Regions from separate parts of the Mus musculus genome. Here regions 2 and 3 are each linked to region 1. A link is a contact called in ENCODE Hi-C or POLR2A ChIA-PET data. All regions are on one chromosome and are shown on one strand. Each heading gives the region's core, a stretch centred on a gene start or an enhancer-like site at or near the end of the contact. The rest is flanking DNA. Distances are from core to core; before and after follow the strand shown.

Region 1 (3,277 bases), core at 379-2,878:
CAGGACTCACTATGTAAACCAGATTGGCCTTAAACTCAGAGGTCCACCTGCCGCTTCCTCTGGAGTGCTAGGAGTGAAATTATGTGCCGCCGCACATGGCATTTTTTTTTTTTTCGAGACAGGGTTTCTCTGTGTAGCCCTGGCTGTCCTGGAACTCACTTTATAGACCAGGCTGGCCTCGAACTCAGAAATCCGACTGCCTCTGCCCCTCGAGTGCTGGGATTAAAGGCATGCACTACCACGCCTGGCTTGAGCATGGCAATTTTAAATTCTGAATTTCCTTCACTGGATTGTGTGACTGTGACTGGTTTATAAAAACGAAGAAATAGGCGCAACTGGTCTTTCTCACTGGGTAGTGTAGACTGCACAGTAGTAAGCACAAATACAATATATCATAATAAGAAGAGTCAATTCTCAGGCAAAGGACCGTCTCCATTGAAAACACAAGAATGGCTAGTTACGTAATGGGAAGTGGGAAGGGGAGACTTTCAGGGGAAAACAAGTGGACACATGGGAAGTAAAAGGAGGCACAGTGTGGTGGGGAAACTGAAATTTGTGTCTGAGGTGCAGGAAATGAGGTCCAAGACGCAAGATAGGATTTGAGGTAGGCAGCACCCAGATGCTGGCGTTTGGAAATTCTCCATTTGGTTTGGGGCCATTGTACTGAAGGCAACAGAACGCCTTTGAATATTTTACACAGAATTCTGACTTGATCGAGTCTGGTTTTGTTAAAGATCACTTTGCTGGGCTCTGTGAAGGATGTCTTGTAGAGAAATTAAGCACTGGGGCATGTTAAATGAGTGTGGAGTTCTGGAATGGGTGTCATTCGTCGAACAGAATGGAAGTGAAGATAGAGGAATATGGATGATCACGTGTTAAAGAAAGTAGACTTCGGCCGGGCGTGGTGGTGCACGCCTTTAATCCCAGCACTTGGGAGGCAGAGGCAGGCAGATTTCTGAGTTCCAGGACAGCCAGGGCTACACAGAGAAACCCTGTCTCGAAAAAACCAAAAAAAAAAAAAAAAAAAGAAAAAAGAAAAAAAAAAAAAGTAGACTCCGGGGCTGGTGTGTGTGTGTCTGTTGGTAGAGCATTTGTCTAGCAAGCAGAAACCCTTGAATGAATCCCCCAGTATCCCTTAAACTTGGTGAGGTGGCGCACTTAGGCAGGTGGGTCTCTGTGAGTCCAAGGTCAACCTGGGGTACGGTACATAAAACAGAGAAGACTTAAGAAAATCAAAGATGAAGGTGGTGCCCCAGTGTAGGCGAACTACCTAGACAACTAACCGAACTACAAACACCGTGAGGAAGATGACAGACAAGGCCGGCCAAACTAGGCGCATGCCCAGTGGGTGGTCGGCGCGAGTTTGCGCAGTAGTGGGAATTCAAGCCTCAAAGCTTCCCGCCTGCGCACAGTCGGGAGCAGGCCCAACCCACTTTTGAAGGTGACGCGAACTTCAGCCACATCCGGTCGTCCCTCACTCTCCCCCTTGGGACTCGGAGCCCTCTCCGGGACGATTCCCGCCTCTTCCGTGTTTTGGTGCGCACGGGCTCTGACAGACGCAGCGGCCATTGGCTGTCGGTCGACTCGAGAGCGGCGATTGGCTGTCGCTGGTCGTCGCTCAAACGCCTCGGGGTAGATGGTGTGAGGTGGGTGGGGCGCTGGGCAAACCAGCGGCGCTGGCAGGTGAGTGGAGGCTTGCGGCTCCCGTACCTTGGCGGCTAAAGCGGCTCTCTCCGGAGCCTGCGGAAGGCCGGGCTTCCTGGAGCCGCTCGGTGTGGCGTCCGTGCCGGCCCTTAGCCTCCGCGCCCTCGGGCTAGGGGGTCTCTGCGGCTGGACTCCCTCGGCACCACGCTTGACGCCGGGGATCCCGGGAAGCTCTCCCGGATGGGCTACTTCCTCTGAGTTCTAGCTACCTATCCTCCGGCCTCAGCGCCCAGGCGAGGCTGCCCACCGGCCTTTTCGTGTCCCGATCTCCCTGGTCCTGCGCCTTGGATTGGTTGCGGGGTTCAGCCGTCAGATCCTGGTCTGTGAGTCCTTGTTTAGGACCTGGGCCTTTCTTCTGGATTGTGGCTCAGAGTTCATTGGTGCCTGGCGATAGAGTATATACTCTCCTGATAATTGTTGATGGGATGGTTTTGTACTTTGACTAGTGATGAAATGTCAGGTAAGGATCCTGGGGGGGTTGGATGCTTCTCCATCCCCTAATTAACACTCAGAAACAAGGCTAGATGTAGCAAACCCTTAGTGAGCCTCAGTAGTGCATTAGGCCCATATGGCTTAAGTAATTTAAGATCACAAAACTAAGGAGTTTCGTTTTATTTTCCTTCTCCATCCTTCTGACTTCCTCTTCAGACAGATACACCCTTAGACATAATGTGATGTCCGTGGTGGCTTTCTTTTTTGTGAGACCATCTTAACTTTGTGGCTCTGGCTGTCCTGAAATTCTCAAGAGATCCTGTCTCAAAGACTGGCAACGCCACCCTGTTCCCCACCACTTGATTAGTGGTGTGAGCATATGTGAGTGAATGGTGGTGGTGGGGTTCCTGGGGTCATATTCAGGTTGTCAGGCTAGTGTGACAAGAGCTGCTTTCCCCCACTGAGCCATCTCACTTCTGCAGAATTGTCCCTTTAATGTCCCTCCTAGAAATTTTGCATCAACCTTTCACTTTGTTCTCGTTCTTTTAAACTACATACTTATTATATACTTTTGTTTTGTTTTGTTTTTAGAGACAGGGTTTGTCTGTGTAGCCCTGGCTGTCCTGGAACTCACTTTGTAGACCAGGCTAGCCTTAAACTCAGAAATCCGCCTGCCTCTGCCTCCCGAGTGCTGGGATTAAAGGCGTGCACCACCACGCCCAGCTTATTATATTCTTAAAAATGTTTAGTAAAGTATAGACACTGGAGTGTAAACAGGGCTCCTTCAGTCAAATGGAATCTACATTTTAACGTTAAAGGAGTAGTGGGATCTAGTATTGTGTGGGCAAAGCAAAGACAAATTATGGTATTGAATGCCTGACGGAAAATTTAACGTAATCCAGTAAGGAGTAGAATGCTTCAGGGTCATGTAGGCTATATGAAATAAGAATATGAACTTTGGGCTCAGCTTCAGCTTATCTATAAATGAGGTTTAAATGATGCCTGCCTCATAGTGTTACTAATAACATGATGCAAATAAAATGCTTAATATGAGGCTAGAGGTGGCTCAGTAAAGTACTTGCTTCACAAACCTCGGGAGGCCCTTGGTTTGATCTGCAGAGCCCACATTAAAAAAGCAAAG
Region 2 (3,277 bases), core at 474-2,973, 74 kb before region 1:
CCTTACCTTGCCTCTACTTCATCCAGCTAGATAAAAGGCTAGCCTCTGAGGGAACGAATCTGGCTAGGGCTGTTACTCACCATGCCGGCTGCACTATCACCTAAAAACCTTTCATTTTCTTTCAAGGTCACAGTCACTGGAGTTTTCCTCCGAGATTCCCTAAGAAAAAGCAGCATTAGCCCAGCTGCCTGCAGCAGACTATGAAGCCAGACGCCACCAGATCTCATACGGGGGCTCAGCCATCACAGTCTGAAGTGGGCACTATAAATTATAAACACACCCCTGACCCAGATCTACTCTTACTTGTTCAATACAATCTCCATGGGCACTCCAGGCTTGACAATGGCCACCTTCATGGATTCACTGCCCAGGTCTACAGACATCACAGCCAATGTGTCTGAAGGGAAGACAGAATGTAGGTTTCTCTGTCAGTTCTCTGCTTCCCACACCCTCCTGCCTTCCTAAGGCAAATCAATGGAAGCAGCCTGCTTTCCATGGCAAAGACAAAGAAAAAGGCTAGATCCAGCAACCCCAAACTCGAGTAGGCACCTTGTGCCCTCTTATCCTTCCATTCTTCTTTAACACCTTAGCCAGGTACATACCGCTCAGTGCCAACAGGTCTGCCAAGAGGACAGCCACCAAGGCCCAACAGAGTAGCCTCCTTGGCCTCTGCCTTCTTACTGTGGCTGCCATTGTGACCCTAATGGGAAAGGAAAAACACTTGTAACTGGATGCTGAATGAAGAAGGAAACAGAACCACATCCCAGAACAGACAAGCTCAAAGATTCTTATCTGTTGCACTTTGGCAAAAAAGCACAGCAGCTCGACCTCTTCTCTTCCTTCCTGAGGAGTTTCAATCATTTTAAACATCCTCCCAAGTGTCTCACATTCGGGCCGAAGCAAAAGGGCCCTCCACCACTTACTTAGACAAATAAGAGTTGACCTTTTTTCGGTCTACGTACAGGTAAGCAATCGGCACACCACAGCACTGTACCTGTCAGACACCTGGAGCTTGGCCAGGACCCTCGAAATCGGCTCAAATACCTCACACCTGGGGTTCCCGGGTGGCCGGGAAAGCCAGGTTGAGCTTGGGCAGGAACTGGAAGGTGATGACGTTGGGGATGGCTGGCACAGAAGGGTTTGTCCCCTTCTCTGAATTCCCTGAGCATTGTCCAGCCCACCCTCCTTGCCCATCCCACTCCTGGGCCACGCTGCCTACGCAGACGTTGTGCAGGCTAAGGTTACAAGCCGGGTGGATGTTCACCTAAACCTCACCTGACGAAGGTGGAAGATCCCACTCCCAGAAATGGATTCAGGCCCACCCTGAGCGCGAGGGGGCAGCTCAGCGCCTGAACTTCAGGACCGAAGGGACCGGTGTCCGTGCGGCCCTCGCTCCGGCTACCGGCCCGCCCCCGAAGCTAGCACGCTGCCTCCCCTAGGAGCCGCGGCCCGACGGCTGCTCCATCCTCACCCCCGCTCCCTCTGGCCTTCAGCTCCTGTGTCCTTCGCTCCGGGATCAAGGCGGCGAGGACGTACCCACACGGCCAGCAGCACGACCCCAACCCCGGGCCCTTCACAACTCCCCTTCGTTTGCAAACTGTTACAGTGGCCACCAACCTCTCAGCGGCGTCTCGCGCACCAGCCGGCCCCGGACGCGGCGCACGCTCATTGGCGCCCCTGCCGCTCGGCCCTGCGCCGCGCACTTAGCACCGCCCACGAGACCCGGCGCGAGACCCCATTGGTCCACGTAGAAGACCCGCCCCTCTGCGGCCCCGCCCCTCGAGGACGCAGCTGGGCCTGAGTACCGGTTGGGACGAAACTGCCAGAGCTGGCTGCGGATTGGGCCACGTCACGGTTCGCGGCCGGGTTACTCCTCGCGGGACTTCTGCCAGCATCGGTGCCGGACGCTTCGATGCGGAACCCTAGCGGAACCCCGCGTGGGAGCAGGTGCTCTCGTGGATTGCGAAGTCCTTGGCCTTCTTCCGGTTACCTGGGGCATCCGCGCGACGGAATCATACTGAGCTGCATTCGCTGCGGCGACGCGGAAGAGGCGCATGCGTGTGCCCTGGACTTGGGCAAGATAACAGGGGACCACTCCAACTTTATGGGTTCATTGAAAAACCTAAGCCACAAGAATGATGTTCGCTGATGGGCCGGAGATAAACCGTGTTTGTGACGGATTGGCTTTAACTCTGAACCCCAATAGTACGAGAGACGATATTGCAAACTAAAAAATAAGACTTTAATTGGCTTGACCTTTGGTACCGTCATTGTTTCTTCTTAGGAATGGTTCAGGGCTGGGAAAATAGCTCAGAGATACAGCTCTTGTCTGGCGTAGTTAAGGCTCTGGATTCCATCAACAACACCGTTCAAAAATTAAGAAAAGAAATGAGTATTCGGGCTGGTGAAATGGCTCAGTGGGTAAGAGCACTGACTGCTCTTCCAAAGGTACGGAGTTCAATTCCCAGCAATCACATGGTGGGTGGCTCACAACCACCCATAATGAGATATGATGCCCTCCCTCTTCTAGTGTGTCTAAAGACAGTGTACTTACATATAATAATAAATAAATCTTTTTTTAAAAAATGAGTATTCATGTGATGTAAAGATTAGGAACGGACTGGTGGTGGTGGCCTTAATCTTAGCACTTGGGAGGCAGAGGCAAGCAGATCTCTACCTGCTTGAGGCCATCCTGGTCTACGGAGCAAGTTCCACAACAAACAACCAAGGCTACCCAGAGAAACTCTGTCTCAAAAACGAAACCAACCAAACACACACACTGCTACCCAGAGAAAAGATTTATAAATAAAAGTAAGTCCCCTGACACAACCTCCCACTCTTATCTGTAGCATGATATGTAACTTCCTGCTCATTATGATACACATATCTCTTTCTAGAAAAGTAACATTTTTCGAACAATAACAAAAAAAGCAATTATTTGCTATTTTTCAACTAAGAATTTTCTGTGTCAGTGGGATTTCCCTCGTTACTACTGTACAACATTGTGTACAACAGTGCATAATGTGGGCTTTATCTGCCAGTGATAGATGTGTAAGTTGTCGATTCTGTTGAGTTTCGCTTTTTTCATTTTGTGTGTGCTGTACACACATATGGCATTTGTGTTTGTGTGTGTGTGCTGAGTCCAGAAAAGAACATTAGATGTCCTGCTCTATCAATTTCTGCCTTATTTATTTTTTTAGACAGGGTCTCTCATGAAACATGGAGCTAGGCTGGTGCCCACCAAGCCCCAGTGAGTTTCCCTACTCCAACCTCAACA
Region 3 (3,277 bases), core at 574-3,073, 72 kb after region 1:
TGAAGTGTCAGTGTCAGTGAAGAGGGTTTCAAAAGTCTGGGAGAGTAAGAAGGAAGGCCTGCAATTAGGGAGGGGCACAGGCCTTACCAAGTTTTGATGGTAATTTTAGAGTGCTGCCTATATTTTTCTTTGGTAGATTCTTCTTTTTTTTTTTTTTTCTAGGTAGAAAATGATAAAAATCTGGGCAGAGTGATACATGCCTATGATCCCAGCACCCAGGAGGCAGAGGCAGGAGCATCTTTGTGAGTTTATGGCCAGTCTGTTCTACATAAAGAGTTCCAGGATAGCCAGGACTACATAGAGAGACCCTGTCTGAAAACAAAAACCCCAAGCTCAATACCACCAACAAAAACAAAACAAAGAAATAAAAGGCAGGCTATTGACATGAAATGATAATACAGGTTCAAAAAGGTCTTAAAGATGACTGACTTGCAGCCGGGCGTGGTGGCGCACACCTTTAATCCCAGCACTTGGGAGGCAGAGGCAGGTGGATTTCTGAGTTCGAGGCCAGCCTGGTCTACAGAGTGAGTTCCAGGTCAGCCAGGACTACACAGAGAAACCCTGTCTCGAAAAAAAAAAAAAAAAATGACTGATTTGCAACCCAAAGTTGTGGGACTGAATAATTCTGGTGTTCAGAGACTGTTTTCTTTCTTCAAGTACTGGACAAGTTCAACAACCTACCAGCCAAAGGCTTGGTGGCAGAACTGAGTACTTAATGTCACCAAATGGTTTTGGAGCTAAAAAAATATTAGCAAACCAAGGTTGGGTACTTTCTTCTTCTTTGGAAAAGAAGTTCCTATTTTCAAAGTACTTCTAGTGAAGTCTGAAGATTAGGGAAGTGAAGGTGTCCGGGAGCTGAATTTCTGTTCCCTCCATGCAAGTGGCTCACAGCCTCTGTGGGCGGGGCCTCGTGCCGCCAGCGCATTCCGCTGAGCAATAGAATATCTTTAAAGTACATATTCAGTTCCCAGAAAAGGAATTGCTCTTCAGAAAGAAAAAGATCAAAAGGAAGTTACTTGTTTTAAAAAGGTTAAAAAGTCTGGAAGAAGCGCGTGAGACGCGAGTGTCCTTAACCTTAAACCTTTATGTGACTTAGTCTGCAAAAAGCTGCAGCAACTGAATTCCCAACCTTTGAGGGTTATAAATACCAAGGCGATTTTTAATCCCTGCGCTCGGGAGGTAGAGGCATGTGAATCTCTGTGAGTTCAGAGCCACCCTGGTCTACACAGCGAGTTCCAAGGCAGCCAGGGCTACATGGTGAAACAAGATGGTGGAATAGGGATATAGCTCAAGGTGGGGTACTTGTCTAGGATGTGTGAGGTCGTAGGTTCAATTCCAATCACCACAAAAATAAAAACACTAAGGGGAAGAAAACGAACTTTGGCTTTCTTTTTCCATCTTTCCACAAGATGAGGCAGATAACTCGAAGCTCAATATCCACATTTAGAAGACTCCTTCCATCCCTACCCGTCTTAATCCGAGCACAGCCATGACTCAACTCCCGGAGGCAACAAGCCCAGGCCACAACGAACATGGACGGCCAGGCTTCTCTTCTGCCTAGTGCGCAGGTTCTACCTTGGACCCCACCTCTTTCCTTCCATTCCTCTCTTCTCCAGCAGAGGGCGCAGGCACTGAGTTTTCTTTGGGCTCCGCCCCGCCCGTCCCAGTGGGTCAGGGCGGGAGCAGTGGGCGCGGAAACTTGGTCGAGGCTTTCCGGGAGCCGCGGGGCACGCGGGTGCACGCGAGCTCGTGCGCGCGTTGGGGGTCGCCGCGGCGTGCCGTGCTTGCCCGTCTCCGGCGCGCGCCCCCGCGTTGCGCCGGCCGCGCTCGCGCCCGCGCAGGGGCGCGCCTCAGGGCGGGCGCCTCCCTCTCACTCCCTGGGCTGCGAGCGCCGGCGGTGGTTGCCGGAGAGGCCCCTCCTTCTCGCCCGGCTCCATTCCCTCGCTCGCGGCCGAGCGGGCTCCCGACCCTCCGCTGGCCATGGCCGGCAACGTGAAGAAGAGCTCGGGCGCCGGCGGCGGCGGCTCTGGGGGCTCGGGAGCGGGCGGCCTGATCGGGCTCATGAAGGACGCCTTCCAGCCGCACCACCACCACCACCACCTCAGCCCGCACCCTCCCTGCACGGTGGACAAGAAGATGGTGGAGAAGTGCTGGAAGCTCATGGACAAGGTGAGCGGCCTGCGGGCGCGCGCGGCGCCGGGTGGGCGTGGGCGGTGGGGCGCCAGGGAGGGCTGCCGTTGGCAGTTGGGAACGTTGAGGTGTGGGGGAGCCAGACAAAGATGGGGTGGGGGCTGGGGGAGGGCTGGTCACCGCGCCACCCGGGCGGAAGTGCGATGGGGGTGCGGAGCTTGGGGATGTGGGTCGTCGAGTGAGCCCCGGGAGGTGGGCCTGGGGTGCTGGGGGTGGGATGTGTGTTGGATCTGCCGGCTACGGCTCCGGGTTTGGAAGAGGAGTCGCCCTGGGTGAGGGACTTGGGTTCAGGAGGCGGCCCGGCTGACTGCGGTCAGGGTGAGCTTATAGTTTTTTCTCATTAAGATGTAGCACACAGATCAAAGAAAAAGAGGTGGGTTTAAATGGGGGCAGGGAAGGAAGGAACTTCCCTTCTCCGCTAAGGATGGCTTAAGTTTTTGTCTTGCAAAGTGTTGGATGTAATCCATCGCTGCTGCTGAGATAGGCACTGGTTAAACCACAAGTTCTGGTTAGAACCATTATCTTTCGAAAGGTGGACTGACTGAGCGTGCTGAATTAATAGTCTGACTTCTACAGAACTTCCTGCTTGCTCTCGGTGCTTTTCGCTGGGCTGTAGTGTTTGATTTTTGTAACGGGCCTACCTGCTTATTATTTAAGACCCCTTTGATAGCCATTATAAAATCAGGTGCGGGGGTGGGGTTGCCTATGGTTAGCCCTTTAAGTCTGTCAATCAGGAGAATCTTACTTCCTTACAGTTGAGCCTGTATAATGTAGTCTTGTAGTTGGCCCCAGTACTTAAACGTGAATACACAATCTTGTCTTAACATTTTGTTGGAAGTCAGTGCTCTGTTTCCTTAACTCTTACCACAGTTATTATTTTTTTCAACATTCCTACTGCAGATAAATGTGATTAGGAGGCCCCGGCATGTAAGTGAATGGTGTTATTTCCTCCGGAGTAAATTTGGTTTTCTTTGGTTCCTCTCTGGGCCTAGGTTCCTCTTCTGTAAAGTTCTCTATGGGTTGTTTTGGACTAGAAACAGCCAATAAAATGATTATGAAGCACTTGGCCAATGTAACTGCTATATAA

What was found. Hi-C counts contacts between places; a loop is a spot of excess contacts on that map. ChIA-PET counts read pairs that join two places held with the same protein, here RNA polymerase II (POLR2A).
Region 2: POLR2A ChIA-PET joins it to region 1 with 11 read pairs in Patski. The contact joins the promoter of Hyou1 here to the promoter of Hinfp in region 1. A Hi-C loop is called at or near these places in 1 of 37 maps with a recorded cell type or tissue (heart). POLR2A ChIA-PET finds 5 or more read pairs at or near these places in 4 of 5 experiments (Patski and embryonic stem cell).
Region 3: POLR2A ChIA-PET joins it to region 1 with 14 read pairs in embryonic stem cell. The contact joins the promoter of Cbl here to the promoter of Hinfp in region 1. POLR2A ChIA-PET finds 5 or more read pairs at or near these places in 4 of 5 experiments (Patski and embryonic stem cell).

What each region holds. Positions count from the first base shown.
Region 1 is chr9:44,304,022-44,307,298 of GRCm38, reverse strand. It overlaps Hinfp (histone H4 transcription factor), which reads left to right and starts at 1,628. Exons shown (of 10, transcript NM_172162.3): 1 at 1,628-1,683.
Region 2 is chr9:44,377,936-44,381,212 of GRCm38, reverse strand. Hyou1 (hypoxia up-regulated 1) reads right to left here and starts at 1,723. Exons shown (of 26, transcript NM_021395.4): 1 at 1,618-1,723; 2 at 603-700; 3 at 304-397; 4 at 81-159. The coding sequence starts at 693.
Region 3 is chr9:44,232,592-44,235,868 of GRCm38, reverse strand. It overlaps Cbl (Casitas B-lineage lymphoma), which reads left to right and starts at 1,823. Exons shown (of 16, transcript NM_007619.2): 1 at 1,823-2,169. The coding sequence starts at 1,981.